Linked DNA regions of Homo sapiens: region 1 is linked to region 2. A link is a contact called in ENCODE Hi-C data. All regions are on one chromosome and are shown on one strand. The core of a region is the stretch at or near the end of the contact, and the rest is flanking DNA. Distances in the headings are between cores, read along the strand shown. Region 1 has its middle 11 kb from the start of MIR4483. Region 2 overlaps LOC124902507 (a long non-coding RNA gene).

Region 1 (3,341 bases), core at 627-3,126, 170 kb before region 2:
TCCAATGTGAGGCTAATAACTACTTTTTGGTCTGGGGTCAGATGCAATTAATTGAAAATCAAGCTATGGGCTTTTTTTTTTTTTTTTTTTTTTTTTTTTTTTTTTTTGAGACAGCGTCTTGTTCCTGTCACCCAGGCTGGAGTGCAGTGGCAGGATCTTGGCTCACTGCAGCCTTGATTTCCCAGACTCAAGCGATCCTCTCACCTCAACCTCCTGAGTAGCTGAAACTATAGGCAAACACCACTGCACCTGGCTAATTTTGTGTGTGTGTTTTTTGTAGAGATGAGGTCTCACTACGTTGCAGGTTGGTCTCGAGCTCCTGAGCTCAAGTGATTTGCCTGCCTCAGCTTCCCAAAGTGTTGGGATTCCAGGCATGAACCACCATGCCGGGCCTTTTTAATGTAAGCTATTTTTTCAACAATTAAGAGATTTCTAAGGTTCCTATGCAGCAGTTAATAGGCTTGGTGCTGTTATGGGGACATAAAAGAAATAGAAGATCTAAAACTCTCTTAAAAAGAGCTTACTACACAGTGAGGAAGAGAAAAGTTGAGCATACCATGATCTTTTGTTTACCTGATATGATTTGAGATGGCACTATTCTGTAAGTTTAATTTTTAGCTTATATGAATCATAATCTTTCTAAAATTTCTTAACACTTTCCTGTATTCTTAAACTCCTCCCACTCAGGGACATGGTTATGGGCATTCTAAGTATCTACCACACTCTAAATATTTCCTAAGGAGTACTGAGCTGTGGGGGACTATTCCCACCTATGCCAATTGATCCTAGACTGCTTTGTTTATGCTGTGGGCTGCAAAAGCAGAGGATGCAGCTTGTTCTAACCATACACACTAGGAATCAATAGGCTTTGAGTGTAGGTCCAAGAGGTTTTATGAGTAAAGATGTTGGTTCTTAATCCAGGGGTTCTGTGACACTGATTTAGAGTTCTCAGTTGCCTTGGTGCTAGTGGTGGTGGTGGCGGTGGAGGTATTGCCATTTGCTTGCCTCTTGGCTCTCAAGTATGTTCTGGATAGGTGAGACCACCAGAAAAATAATTAGAGGCAGTGTAAAATCACTCTCCAAGAAAAATCAGAGGACAATGAACTATCAAACTACATGGTGATAGCAGGGTTCAGAAAGGAAGGAGATCGTGATGGAACAGAATGCCAACCATGACTAACATGCAGAGAGTGCCTTCTATCTGCCGGGCAATATTCAAACACTCTACTGACTCCTATAAAAGCCCTGTGGGCCAGGTGCAGTGGCTCACATCTGTAATCCCAGCACTTTGGGAGGCCGAGGCAGGTGGATCACTTGAGGTCAGGAGTTCAAGACCAGCTTGGCCAATATGGAGAAACCCTGTCTCTACAAAAATACAAAAATAAGCTGGGCGTCGTGGCGGGCATCTGTAATCCCACCTGCTCGGGAGTCTGAGGCAGGAGAATCGCTTGAGCTTGAACTCGGGAGGTGGAGGTTGCGGTGAGCTGAGATACTGCCACTACGCTCCAGCCTGGGTGAGAGAGCGAGACCCTCTCTCAAAACAAAAACAAAACAAAAAACAGCCCTGCGAGACCAGGACTCTTATTGTCCCCGGGTTTCGGATGGGGAGACAAAGCACAGAGAAGATACATCGCTTGCTCAGGGCTATGGCTAGTACCAGACAGAGCCAGAACTCAGACCAGAAAGACTGGCTTTGGAGACCACAGGCGTCCTGAAAGAGGAGCTGAAACTGAGCTCTGGAAGAGAATAATCCAGCAAGGGACGGCGGTGCAGACAGGATCAGACATGGAGCTCACTTTCCAAAAGTAAAAACAGGGAACATGTTGGAATGACTCATAGAATGACTCAGCGTTTTTATACATCTCTCATTTCAGTAACACGCATTCATCTTTGGGCCTATTGCCCAGAAGAATCACAAAAGTGGTTCCTTTTGTGGTTCCGGGAGCCAGGGGAATTCTGTGGCAGCTTCTGTTATGACTAGTAAACGCGTTTCATAACCCTCCTTTGAGTTGGCCATCTGGCTCTATATTATACTCAAGTTAATACAAAACTAATGCATACTTCTAGTGACAAAGGCATTAGGCTAGTCCTCTGGACAGGAGATAATAAAGAATCCTTGGCTTTGTAGACCTCGTCATCAAGTGAAGGTAATAAAAACATACACATAGATACCTACAAGGCAAATATGATTATCCTAAATCCTTTGTTAAAGTCACAACTCAATGTTACAAACACAAAAGGCTTAAAGACTAATTCTATCTAGTTGGTTTGGAAAAAGCTTCAAGGGAGGGATATATTTGGGGTGCAGAGATGTAGTGGGAGGGATTTCATGTCTTGAAGAATGAATAGGATTCACTTAATATTCTAGAACAGGTCAAACCCCCAGTGCACAGCCACCAGAATGTAACTGGAGGGCCAAAGAAGTTCTCAAGCGTCCTGTAGAACTCCCTAATCCCTGTCGGCTGTCACTGTCATCACTTTTCCAGCATCTTCTGGGTTCAGGGGACTGTCAGGCACTGGTGATATTAACAGGAATAAAATATGTTCCCTCAGGGAGGTGATAGCCTAATTAAGGATACAGGTGTGAAAATTGTTTAGGGGTAAAAAGTTCCCTTGTAGAATGAAAATATATGTCCACACATAAACGTGTGTATGAATGTTCATAGTAGCGTTATTCATAACAGCCAAAAAGTGAAAATGTCCATTAACTGAGGAATAGATAAATAAAATGTGATATATTCATGGAATAAATAATATGGGATATTATTTAGTCATAAAAAAGAGGCCGGGCATGGTGGCTCATGCCTGTAATCCCAGCATTTTGGGAGGCCAAGGCGGATGCATCTCCTGAGCTCAGGAGTTTGAGACAAGCCTGGGCAATATGGCAAAATCCCGTCTCTATCAAAAATATAAAAAATTAGCTGGACATGGTGGCACACACCTGTGGTCCCAGCTACTCAGGAGGCTGAGGTGGAAGGATCACTTGAGTCTTGGGAGGCGGAGGTTACAGTGAGCCGAGATAGTGCCACTGCATTCCGAACTGAGTGACAGAGTGAGACTCTGTCTCAAGAAAAAAAACAAACAAACAAGAATGAAGTACTGATACATGCTACAACATGGATGAACCTTGAAGACATCATGCTAAGTGAAAGAAGCCAGACATAAAAGGTCACATATTGCATGATTCTGTTTATATACAATGTCTAGCACAGACAAATCCATAGAGACAAAAAGTAGATTACTGGTTGCCAGAGAATGGGGGAAGGGAGAATGAAGTGATTGTTAATGGGTTTCTTTTTGGGGTGATTAAAATATTCTGAAATTGGGCTGTGTGCGGTGGC
Region 2 (3,404 bases), core at 119-2,618:
GGGGATGAAGTTTCAACATGAATTTGGAGGCACACAAATATTCAGACCATAGTAGCCCTACAGCTGCCTTCCTGCTCCCGCAGATGTGGGGAGCAGGGAATCCCCAGTCCAGCAGCTCCCTAGCACCTCCAAAACACTTAGTCCTCTCCGGCCTTCAGATTTTTTTCACAGCACTTAGACCCCAGTCCATGGAGACAGAGGCCAGCCTTCAGGGTCTCCCAATGGCATTAACACATTGTCAAAGCTCTCAAGGCTCCTCTGGAAATCTTCCTGGATTACACTCTGGGGAGGGGTAGGCGGGACTCACAGCACAGCCCCGTGTTGCACTATCACAGCTCACTGCAGTCTCAAACTCCTGGGTTCAAGCCATTCTCTGCCTCTGTCTCCAGCTTAGACGGGACTACAGGTGTGTGCTATCGAGAACTAAGTCTCTAAAAGTAGGATTTCAGATAACAGCTGTTGTCTGGTAAGGGAGAGTTCCTTCACAGCAGCCCTTTCGATGTCTGCCACAGGGCCAGGCATGGTGCAATCCCAGCACTTTGAGAAGTCAAAGCGGGAGGATCACTCTTCTATATCCTGCCTTGTCTTCCTTATCATCTTTCCCTGCTAACACAGAGATCTCTCTCATTTGTCTAATAGCTGGTTGTATTCCTTTGTTAGTTAATGTATTTATCAATTCCCTATTGAAGGCTTTGAAGCATTACTTTTTCTACAAGTGATATGGTTTGGCTGTGTCCCCACCCAAATCTCGTCTTGAACTGTGGCTCCCATAATTCCCATGTGTTGTGGGAGGGACCCAGTGGGAGACAATTGAATCATGGGGAGGTTTCCCCCATACTGTTCTCCTGGTAGTAAAAAAGTCTCACGAGATCTGATGGTTTTATAAGGGGAAACCCCTTTTGCTTGGTTCTCTCTCTTCCCTGCCACCCTTTAAGATGTGCCTTTTGCCTTCTGCCATGATTGTGAGGCCTCCCCAGGCACTTGGCACCGTGAGTCCATTAAACCTCTTTTTCTTTATAAATTACCCGAAGTCTGGTATGTCTTTATCAGCAGCGTGAAAACGGACTGATAACGACAAATCAATTTTTTTTTTTTTTGAGACAGTGTCTCACACTGTTACCCAGGCTGGAGTGCAGTCACATGGTCACAATCACGGCTCACTGCGGCCTCAACCTTCCGGGGTCAAGCAATCCTCCCACCTCAGCTTCCCAGGTAGTGGGGATTACAAGCACATGCCACCATGCCTGGCTAATTTTTTGTGCTTTGGATGGGGAAAGAGTTAACATCTGAGAAGATAAAAGTAGAATCTGAAAGGAGGGAAGCAACAGAGAATCTGGAAATGTGGCAGGGCCAGGGCAGGGTTGGGTTTGGAGTGGGAGGCGTGTGGAGACAGGTTTGGGAACAGCCTCAGTAGGGGAGAAGTTGGAATCTGGAAGAATTTGGAAACAGGTTTCTGAAGGGCTTCAGGGCCTTTATGCTTTTTTTTGCTTATTTCTTTTTGAGCCTTTCTCTTAGGTTTGGGAGTTTGCCAAAGGAATGTGCTCTGCAAGTAAGTCAACAAATAGTTCCCGAGGATCTGCTCTATGAAAAGCCCAAATTGTCTTTGAAAAGCATGCACTGTTTAAAAATGTTATACTGTGGTAAAACATACATAACATAAAATTTGCCATCGACTATTTTTTGAGCAATATTTTTAATGATGCGTAATAGACGTACAGAGTTTCAGGGCTTCCATCAACCATTTTTAAGTGCACGGCTCAGTTGTGTTAAGTATAGTCACACTGTTATACAACCCATCTCCAAAGCGTTTCCATCACCATTGAACAACAGTTCTCCATTTTCCTCCCCCTGGACCCCGGCAACCGCCTTCTAGCTTCTGTTTCTATGAGTTTGGTTACTCTAGATACCTCATGGAAGTGGGGTCATTCAGTCGTTGTCTTCGTGTTGCAGAGCAAGCATTTTTAAGTCCTGCTATGTGTCCATCACTGTGTATGACTCCGAAATAGAAAAGGAGGATCGTTAAAAATGGATCTTTTTTTCACTACCACTGTGATCAGCAAAACTGGGAAAAGGGCAGACCTTGGCTGTGGCCTCTCACATTGCCCCAGTCCATGGCATGAGCGTCTCACCCAAACTTCTATTCTGGCCCTAACTTTCCTCCCTGCCCCCATCCAATGCTGCCTGGACCAGCTGTCACACTGGACTCTGGGACAAATTAATTCACGTGAAACTGCTAATGGCTGACACAGTAATAAGTCAGATTGTGTTTCAACATAAAGATTTAAATCTCTTTTTAACAAAAATATAGAGAAGGGGGTCTCACTATGTTGCTCAGGCTGGTCTCAAACTCCTGGGCTCAAGTGATCCTCCTGCCTCAGTCTCCCAAGTAGCTAGAACTATAGTTGTGTGCCACCAAGAACTAAATCTCTAAAACTGGAACTTCAGATGACAGCAGTAGCCTGGTAAGGGAGAGCCCGTTCACAGTAGTCCTTTAGGTGTCTGCACAAAGCAAATGGGTTTCTCTCTGCCCATCATTGTAAGCCTGTGACCCTTGGGACAAAACACTTTGCCTCATAGGTGCATCCTAGGAAGAATCCATCCTACTAAAGTTGCCATCAACTGGCAGAGCACTCAACTGGCAGTGGTGTGACCTGCTGTCTCCCTGCTCTGTGCTGGAGTGGAGCCTCTGTGATCTGCCTCTGCCACAGGCAAAGTTCTCAGGGAAACTAGAGAAACTGGACTGACTTGGGGGAACCATTTATGACACCAGGTAAAAGACCATGGAATCCAGGCTCTTCAGGGCCATCGCTGTAGGGGCCTACTTCCTGTCTTAGTTCAGGTTCTAGAAGCAGAGCCTAAGACAGGGATTCCGGGGCATGTGATTTCTCCAGGGAGCGCCCTTCAGGAAAAACCTCCACGAGCATTAGGGAAGGACGGGCCAAGCAAGGATGGATCTTGGGTAAAGCCGAGCTGTGACCTGAGGCCCAAGGGCCGCTGGGGCATTTCCACAGGGCAGTCACACCGTCCTTCAGAGAAGGGGGCTGGCCTTTGTGCCTCCTCAACAGTTAGCCTCTGGCTGCAGTAGCAGGGCTAACCTCCCAGGTCACAGCAGCTTGGGACAAAGTCCCTGCCTGGTAAAAGATCTGGCTGGTTCTTTCAGGGGAACGTAACATCTGCATGACTCATGCGTGCAAACCACCCACACGCTAGGAATCTGAAGTGGTTGCTCCTAGAAACAGAAATAAACGACCATCCAGTGATGAAGAGTTTTCCCCAGCAAAGAGACAACTCCAGGGAAGAGCTTTCCAGTGTGAGTACAGAGATTGTGGTTTAAGGTAACTAATGATTTGCATAAAGCCAACTTCCATATTACCTGACACATGGTAAAATATGGACACAGTGCT

What was found. Hi-C counts contacts between places; a loop is a spot of excess contacts on that map. Pooled maps may share reads with other maps.
Region 1: a map with no recorded cell type shows a loop between it and region 2 (2.1-fold over the local background). The contact joins two enhancer-like sites. A Hi-C loop is called at or near these places in 1 of 168 maps with a recorded cell type or tissue (MCF 10A), 2 of 37 single-sample maps with no recorded cell type and 5 of 50 pooled maps.

What each region holds. Positions count from the first base shown.
Region 1 is chr10:113,787,000-113,790,340 of GRCh38, forward strand. No RefSeq gene overlaps it. Among named protein-coding and RNA genes, the nearest start is that of MIR4483, 11 kb to the left of the region's middle. Within about 2 kb of position 1,877, at least 7 of the 41 ENCODE cell types and tissues checked have a DNase peak (open chromatin) inside an H3K27ac peak, as active enhancers do.
Region 2 is chr10:113,955,688-113,959,091 of GRCh38, forward strand. LOC124902507 (a long non-coding RNA gene) reads right to left here. Exons shown (of 2, transcript XR_007062296.1): 2 at 1,675-1,995. Among named protein-coding and RNA genes, the nearest start is that of ADRB1, 86 kb to the right of the region's middle. RefSeq lists an enhancer at 2,977-3,404. Within about 2 kb of position 1,369, at least 3 of the 41 ENCODE cell types and tissues checked have a DNase peak (open chromatin) inside an H3K27ac peak, as active enhancers do.